Linked DNA regions of Homo sapiens: region 2 is linked to region 1. A link is a contact called in ENCODE Hi-C or POLR2A ChIA-PET data. All regions are on one chromosome and are shown on one strand. Each heading gives the region's core, a stretch centred on a gene start or an enhancer-like site at or near the end of the contact. The rest is flanking DNA. Distances are from core to core; before and after follow the strand shown. Region 1 overlaps CASZ1 (castor zinc finger 1). Region 2 overlaps CASZ1 (castor zinc finger 1).

Region 1 (4,152 bases), core at 1,631-4,130:
GGGAGCCCGGGGTGCTGTCTGCCCCTCTGCCCAGGCCCCAGCACCCACGGGGCCTCGCTCTGGGCCGAGAACAAACAGAGCAGGCGGGACTGAAACAGCATCATGGGGCAGGTGAGGGCCTGTCCGCTGCCATGGCGCCCAGGCCGGCCAGGTGTCTTCTGTCATCCCCCAGCTTTGTTTGGCCCCAACTATCGCCAAAAACACCACAAGTTGAGTAAATAATAGCAACTGCAGAATACCCTGACATCTGTAAACTGAGCCCAGGGACAGCACAGGCCGCAAGTGTTGACGCTTATTGGCATGGCTACCAGTCCTCTCCCTGGCCGAGAACTCCTTTTTGAATTCATACTTGAAGGCAAGGTTTGTTTCCTTTTTCTGGCAGTTGACTTTGAGGATGTCACCTTTCACTTTTGGAAGGACCAGAATGCAGCAGCCCCCACCCCTGCTGCCCTGACCACCAGGCCACAACGGGCCTTGCCTGCAGCCCAGGGGCCTCTGCTGGGCGGCCTGGCTCCCGCCTGCCCGTGGGTTCTGGTCTCTTCCTAGGGAGAGTCCTGCCTCATCAGCAGGCTGTGAACAGGGGCCAGGGGCTCAGCTCCCAGCAGCACGGCTACCTCTCAGGCATCAGTGGCCTCCCTTCCCAAAGCCACAGCACCCCTTCCTGGGTTCCGGGTCACGGGTGCTCCAGCTGAGCCCATGGAGAACTTGACCGTTCCCCATTAGATCTGAGTCGCCACCACTGTCACCACCCCCACCCCTGTGACAGCACCCAGCCTGGCACACAGCTGTCCCTCCATAAATAACTGCAGAATGGATGAATGGAAGAACAAACTGTAGCTCACTGCGGACAAAAACCTCATCATGAAAGCCATGGAAAGAGATCCCAGAGCAAAGAACGTTGAACTCCTAAAAATTCCCTGCTCGCCTTCTTGATAAGAAAAGGAAAACAGAACCACGCCCAGGCCCTGGATGCTCAAGATGAGGTCCCAGGGCGGCTGTCTGGGGGTGGAGGGGCGGTGCCCTGCGTGAGTCACCCCCACTCTTCTTGCTGGGCTTTGTGGGTTTGGACTGTTTCACAAGCTTGACAGTGCCTAGCCCGTGATATCTGGGACACCTTTAACAAAACGTGGAGCCTGCGGTGGGGAACAGGACGCGGGTACCAGGAGAGGCGGCCCAGGCCACGGGGGCCATGGTCTTGATGCCTGCTGCAAGTCCCTGCCCGCAGCCCCAGCCCTCGGTACCTAGCCTGCCACACTCCTCGCGCTTGGTGAAGTATTTGAAGCCATTGGCTGCCCGCCGCTCCGCCTTCTCATGCTTCTTGATGTGCCAGGGGAGCTTGGTGGTGATGTTGGTCACAAAATAGCAGCCGGTGCGGAGGCAGTGGTAGTGCCCACGCATTCGGAACTCGCAGTGCTGCAGGGAGACACGGGAGGGTCAGGACAGGCGGGTGACTTTCAAGAGCTCCTGCCTGCCCCGGGCCTGAGGCTGTGGTGGGCCCTTGGCACATGTGTTCTTCTCTGCTCAGAAGCTGATGATCATAGAAACACCTTTCACATGTTAAAAAGCAGCGCAGGGCCGGGCGCGGTGGCTCACGCCTATAATCCCAGCGCTTTGGGAGGCCGAGGTGGGCGGATCACGAGATCAGGAGATCAAGACCATCCTGGCTAAAGAGGTGAAACCCCGTCTCTACTAAAAATACAAAAAATTAGCCGGGCGTGGTGGCGGGCGCCTGTAGTCCCAGCTACTCGGGAGGTTGAGGCAGGAGAATGGCGTGAACCCGGGAGGCAGAGCTTGCAGTGAGCCGAGATCGTGCCACTGCACTCCAGCCTGGGTGACAGAGCGAGACTGTCTCAAAAAAAAGGCAGTGTCTGCCCTTAGTCACTGCACTAAAGCATCCTAGCCTGGTAACCTTGCAGGCCATCTGCAATCCCATACCTAGAGCAGACATCGCGAATCTATTTTAACACTCTTCCCTGTATGTCTAGACCTGGGCAGACATCACTGCTCTATACTAGCACTTCTGGGCCCAGTTTCCCCCTCAGGCAGCCCCTCCTGGTCTTGGGAGTCAGGCCTTTAAGGTGAATCTGATCTGACTTTCCTGTGTGGGCACGGACAATGGGCCTGTTCGAAAATTCTAGGGCTTTGGAAAAAGGGGGCATAAAGCTAGTTCCAGGATAGGCAAGAATGATGTCAAGGGCACGGTGGCTGCCCAGCATTGAGTCACCACTCGGGGGTTAGACCTCACCAACTAGCACCAATCTGGACCCCTGCCCAGGGGTCTCCAGGGGCCTAGGGGCAGATGGTGCTCTTTCCAGAGTCCGGGAGGCCCATTTAAATAAGCAAGGTGTGAGAAATGGAGCCTCTGCCAGGAGGTGACTGTCCTGTGCCCTGAGCTAGCCCTGCACCTCCCTGCCCCCTACTCTGCCCCTGCGCCGTGTACCGCCATGCTGACCTGGTTGGGACAGAGACACTGCAGAGAGTAGTATGCAAACTGGTCTCGCACGTTCACCAGGTTGTTGTTGGGGTTGATGTGGTCCAGGCAGTGGGATTCGGCCTTGCCAGACGTTTTGCAGACGTACTTGCAGTTCCCAAAGAGACAGTGGAAGTGGAACTTGTTGGCGTACTTGCAGTCCGTGGCGAGGCAAGGATCGCTGGAAGGAAACCACAGCCCAGAAGGTCATTGCCATTCTCAAGCCCTCCCTGCTGGTGTCCTGACTTCACTTGTGTTGGAGTTCACTCCCCCACGACCAGCGGTACCACCAAGAGGGATGGCCTGGGCTGCTGTCCTGCTCAACAGGATGACTCAGCTGGAGACTACAGATCCCAGCATGCATTCCTGCCTCCTTTTAGGAGCTCTGCATGGTGCACAGGGATTGCAATATGCAGGGTGCCCAGAGCATTGCATGCTGGGACAAGTAGTTTCCATGGCCACACCTCAGGATTATAGATAAGGATGGCTGTAATAACTTCTTGGATCGGAAAATAAGGATGGTGCTGCCAGCCCTGGCGGGGTGCCGTGAGGCCCTGGCTGGCGTGGCATGGGCGCCACCGTGGATGTGGCTGACAGACTGCAGATGGGTGCTCGGCCCCACCAGGAAGCGCTGCTGCCACAGGCCCTTAGCAAGCAGGAGCGCGTGCCTGGTGTCAGCTCCTGGGGGCTCACAGCTGCTGGGCTCCCCAGGATCAACTCGGGGCCCATGGTGCCCACCCACTCAGACCTCACTTGCCGGCGGAGTGGGAGAGCTGCTGGGGCAGAGCGGGTGTGCTGGCCTGCCCTAGGCCGCCTCCAGGATGCAGAGGGGTGCAGGAGGACACTGGTCCCAGCCTTCAACTCTGGTTGGCAACACTGTAGTCCCCTCCCAGGGGACCCACGGTGGGCACTCTGACCAGGCCAGGGAAACCTGAGCTGCTACTCTGGGGAGGAGGAGGGGGAGGGGAGGCTGGTGGGGGGGACGGAGAACAGTGCTGGGCCCCTTCCATGCTGTGGGCCCAGCCCCAGTTGCTCAGAGAGGGAGGACAGCTGCCACTCAGGCGATATAAATAATCCAATTTATTACTTTTATTGAGAACAGGAAGCCGCACACATGACAATACAAAGTCACCGTTCTCCCTGCAAGGAGCCACCACCATCCAGTGAGGAGGGTCCCTTCCACCCAAGAGCTCAGACCACTGTGCAGGCCAGTGACGGCCTGGAGGGGCCTGGCCCCTACCCGTGACTTCACGTGCCCTGCAGAGATTCAGCCATGGGTGTGAGCCACAGAGGAGGCCAATACGGAGGCTCGGAGGGAGACGCAGCCCTCCTTGTCAGGCTGGGAGTTGTCCTCTGAGGACCACCACGCCCAGTCCACCCCACCTGGCCCTGGCAGGATCACCACATGCCCTGCAGGAGCAGTAGCCACTGCCGCCACCATCGGCCCACGCGGGCTGGCCTGCTCTGGGACAGGCAGTGAGGTAGGAGCAGCAGCATCTTTGGCTAGAAGGACATCACCCGATGGCCATGCCCCAGAGAGGCTGGGGACAGCAGCACCATCCGCAGTGAGGAACAGGGCCTCCTAGCGCCCTTGCTAGCACCTACTCCCGAGACGCGAGGGGAACGCGGGACTCCCGGCTCATCGAGGGACTCACTTCTCCTGGAACTGGAGGAATCCGGGT
Region 2 (4,152 bases), core at 585-3,084, 64 kb after region 1:
CTGGGGGCCTGCAGGCGGCTCGGAGTGGGGCCTGGTGGGCTGGGCGCTGGGAGGACCAGAGGCTCCTCCGGCACAAGAGGTGCCAGGGTCGGGGGAGGGCAGGAAGGAAGCAAGGGATGGAGGACGGGGAGGGGGGGGGCCATGGGTGAGGGAGGGAGGGAGTGCCACGAGAGATGGGACGGGGGAGAGTGACAGGCGGAGAAGTGGCAGGGACCAGCGTACCAGGACCTGAAGGGGCCTCCTCCATCTGCAGTTCCCTCTTGCTGGAGCCGCTGCTGGTCCAGGACTTGGCTTTGGAGCCTCTCACCCACAGCTGCCCAGCTCCATATTTATGAAGCACCAGGCCAGGCTCCTCGGCCAGCACTCCTACCTGCTCCCCAGGCCTCCCGGGGCCATGGGGGCTCGGGGCAGCTGTCGGGCTGCCCATCCGCCCCCGCACTCCACTGCGTCTCCTTCCCCCTGCCCCCAGCCCCATCCTCACGCACAGCCTCTCCCTGGCCAGCCCTTTCACAGGGGCTGGGGCCATGTCAGCCCGGCAGTGTGAGGAGGGGGGCGGCATAGACAACAGGGGCAGCGTCATGGAAACGGGCACTTTCCCGGAGAAATATTCTGTTTGGCCTCCTTCCTGTATTGAGGAGCTGTCAGGAGCCCGAGTGAGAGTCTCACTACCCCGGGACCAGGCGTGACAAAACCTATTTTCTGCCTCAAATTTGATTGATTAAAAAACTTTTTAGGAAAAGCATGTTAAAAGAGTGAAAAAGAAAGAGAGAGCGGGAGAGGGGGAGAGAGAGAGAGGGAGAGAGAGAAAGAGAGGAGAAAAGAAAGCGAATCAAAGTGCTGCCCGGAGGACGGCTGGGGAGAGAAAGGCCCCAGGCAGGGGCTGAGCAGTGCCCCGGGCAGTGCCGCAGGGGGATGCGCACCAGGGGGATCCCATGGCATAACCAGGCAAAACGGAAAGGTCAGAGGAAGCCCGGAACTTTTACACAGCAGTTAGCAGGACAATGAGGGGGCCGGCGGCCCGCACAGGCCAGCAGGTGCCCGATCGAGACAGAGGCCTCGGGAAAGGAGCCTGGGCCCCGGACCAGGGAGGGGCGGTGGGGGTGGCTGTCCAGACCCCGGAGTCGGAGCAGGCCTCCGGATTGGCTCTGGGCTCTTTCCAGGCACAGTCTTGGTTGGAATTGGGCCAGGAACCTGAAAAGTCTACATAGGGTCAAGAGGAAGGGCCCTCGTCCTTTGGGGACAGGAAATGGGTTTTCCCACCTTGCTCTCCCAAGACCTGGCTTAAGAAGTGTTTTTAATCATAGTAATTTTTAAAAAGCAGGAGACCTCAACTTGACCCTCCACCCTGAGGCTGGCTCAGCACCAGCTTCCAGCCCACCTTTGCCTGTCTTGGACCTTCCCCAGTCAGGGCCTCAAGTCCTTCATGGGATGTTGCCCTATGTGGTCCCCATGCCTGGCCAGGGACTTCAATGGTGAATTCGAGGCCCTGCCTGACTCTCTCAAGGCTCCAGGAGAAAAGCTGGCCTCCCCACCCCTCCTGAGACCCCCTTAGGAGGAAGCAACGCCTCCATTTCCCAGTGGCCCTGCCCGATCTTCTTGGGCAGGACCCCTAGTCTCCCCAGGAGGAAGGGTCCAAGTTGGTGGCCTAGTTTGCTCTCCTTTTCTCTAAGGGCCTTGAAGGTCAAGATGAGGAGTGGTTCTGGCAAAGGAGTCAGCAAGAAGATTTTCCCAGGTGCTGGGAGGGTGCTTAGCAGTGCCCACTCCAGTCTCTGCCAGCTCAGGGCTCAGCGTGGTAGGCAGTGCCTCCTCTCAACAGACAGGCACGTCGCCAACAGATGCACAGAAAGACAACACCTGCTCCAGGCTTTCCCCAGCCCCTGTGCCAGGTCAAGTGACCCTAGATCTCTCTTGTCCCTGCTCCACAGCGAGATCATCAGGCACTCACTGAGCACACACTGTGTGCGTGACGCTGTGCCAGGCACAAGGAAGAGAAAACAAGAAGCTTACAAAAGGCCGGGGGCAGTAGCTCATGTAATCCCAGCACTTTGGGAGGCCAAGGTGGGCAGATCACCTGAGGTCAGGAGTTTGAAACCAGCCTGGCCAATATGGTGAAACCCTGTCTCTACTAAAAATACAAATATTAGCCGGGTGTGGTGGTGCACGCCTGTAATCCCAGCTACTCGGGAGGCTGAGGCGTGAGAATCATTTGAACCCGGGAGGCAGAGGTTGCAGTGAGCTGAGATCATGCAACTACACTCCAGCCTGGGCGACAGAGCGAGACTCCGTCTTGGGGGGAGAAAAAAGAAAAAGACAGCATACAAAAGTCGAGTTGGTGAGAATTGAGTTTGAATCCTGCCTCTGCTGCCTCCTGCCATGCAATTGGGTACGCAGGCTGCTTAACCTCTCCAGGCCCCAGCTTCTTCCATTGAAAAGTGGGGGCCCATGAGTACCTAGCTCAAAGGAAGTTCATTCAGTATTTCTTGGGCACCTACTACATGCTATTAGATCCTTGTCCTAGACCTAGAGAACATTGGCAAACCAAAGACTCAACCCTCAGGGAGCTTCCATTCCTGTGCTGTTGAGGACTCGCGGAAATAATGGTTAGCACAGTAGGTGGCACATAGCAAGTGCTCAATAAATATGGCCTCTTATTAGTTTCCAGGGTCCCTGCCTTTAAGAAGCTAGGAGAGATGGTGCAATTCCATTCCCAGGCATATACCAGAAAAAATGGAAAACAGGTACTCAAAAAAAAAAAAAAAAGAAAAACAAACAAAACCTTGTGCATGAATGTTCATAGCAGCACTATTCACAGTAGTCAGATGGTAGATACAATTCAAGTGTCCATGGACTGAGAAATGGACATACAACATGGAGTCTGTCCATACTATTGAATATTATTCAGCTATAAAAAAGGAGTGAAGTTCTGATATGGGCTACAATGTGGATAGACCTGGAAATGTTGAACGAGAAAGGAGCCAGACAGACACAATAGGCCACAAGTTGTATGATTCCATTAATATGGAATATCCGGAACAGGCAAATCCACAGAGACAGAAAGCAGTGGTTGCCAGGGACTGGGGGAAGGGGACAGTGAGGAGGGACTGCTAAGGGGTTCAGGGTTTCTGTCTGGAGTGATGAAAAAGTTCTGGAACTAGCTTAATAGTTGTGCAACTCTGCAAACGTACTTGATGCCACTGATTTCTATACTTTAAAGTGATTACAGGCCGGGCGTGGTGGTTCATGCCTGTAATCCCAGCACTTCGGGAGACCAAGGCAGGCAGATCACTTGAGGTCAGGAGTTGGAGACCAGTCTGGCCAACATGATGAAACCCCGTCTCTACTAAAAATACAAAAAGTAGCCGGGCATGGTGGTGGGCGCCTGTAATCCCAGCTACTCGGGAGGCTGAGGCAGGAAAATCACTTGAACCTAGGAGGTGGAAGTTGCAGTGAGCCACAATCGCCTCATTGCACTCCAGCCTGGAAGACAAGAGTGAGACTCTGTCTCAAATAAATACATAAATAAAATAAAATAAAGTAAAATAAAATAAAATGGTTACAATGGTAAATTTTACGGTGTGTGCATTTTGCCACCATAAAGTAAAATAAAATGATATCGCTTTTTTAAAAAAGCAACTGCTAGGGAGAGAAGGAATTTGTCCCCATGTGGCAGCTCAGGGCAGGTGCTGGGGAAGCCAAGCCAGGGGGGTGGGTAGGTGAGACACGGTGACTTCAAATGGGCCCTCTTTCCCCCTCTGCTTGAGAATCCACCATCCGAGTGGGGCTCCCGGGGCTCCACAGGATGTGCTGTGTGATCACTGAGGGAGAGGACGAGGCAGAAAGGCTAGGATGGTTGCAGTGAAGGGACCTCCCCTTAGGACCCCCCCGCTCAAGTGCCTGTGATTCCGCACCCCCGCGGGCTGCCGTTCCCGGCACACACACAGCGCTTCTCCTGTGCGGATCCCAATACACACGGCCCAGCCAATCCATCTCTCCACCATGCTCCCCAGATAACTTTTGCTGCCGCTCAGCATCTTAGTGCAACAAGCGCCCCTCTGGATGGGTCTGAGTCGATGACTTCCCCACCCACAGGGCTCCAGGGCTTCCCAAGGTCGAGGAGCCCCACCTCGAAGGGAAAGCCTGGAATAACCAGGG

What was found. Hi-C counts contacts between places; a loop is a spot of excess contacts on that map. ChIA-PET counts read pairs that join two places held with the same protein, here RNA polymerase II (POLR2A). Pooled maps may share reads with other maps.
Region 2: POLR2A ChIA-PET joins it to region 1 with 11 read pairs in activated T-cell. The contact joins two enhancer-like sites. A Hi-C loop is called at or near these places in 2 of 168 maps with a recorded cell type or tissue (astrocyte of the cerebellum and heart right ventricle) and 1 of 50 pooled maps. POLR2A ChIA-PET finds 5 or more read pairs at or near these places in 3 of 52 experiments (CD4-positive, alpha-beta T cell, OCI-LY7 and activated T-cell).

What each region holds. Positions count from the first base shown.
Region 1 is chr1:10,643,676-10,647,827 of GRCh38, forward strand. It overlaps CASZ1 (castor zinc finger 1), which reads right to left. Exons shown (of 21, transcript NM_001079843.3): 16 at 4,126-4,152; 17 at 2,453-2,651; 18 at 1,242-1,413. Among named protein-coding and RNA genes, the nearest start is that of CASZ1, 150 kb to the right of the region's middle. RefSeq lists an enhancer at 2,627-3,132. Within about 2 kb of position 2,881, at least 3 of the 41 ENCODE cell types and tissues checked have a DNase peak (open chromatin) inside an H3K27ac peak, as active enhancers do.
Region 2 is chr1:10,708,842-10,712,993 of GRCh38, forward strand. All of the region lies in intron 2 of CASZ1 (castor zinc finger 1), which reads right to left. Among named protein-coding and RNA genes, the nearest start is that of CASZ1, 86 kb to the right of the region's middle. RefSeq lists an enhancer at 3,455-3,999. Within about 2 kb of position 1,835, at least 2 of the 41 ENCODE cell types and tissues checked have a DNase peak (open chromatin) inside an H3K27ac peak, as active enhancers do.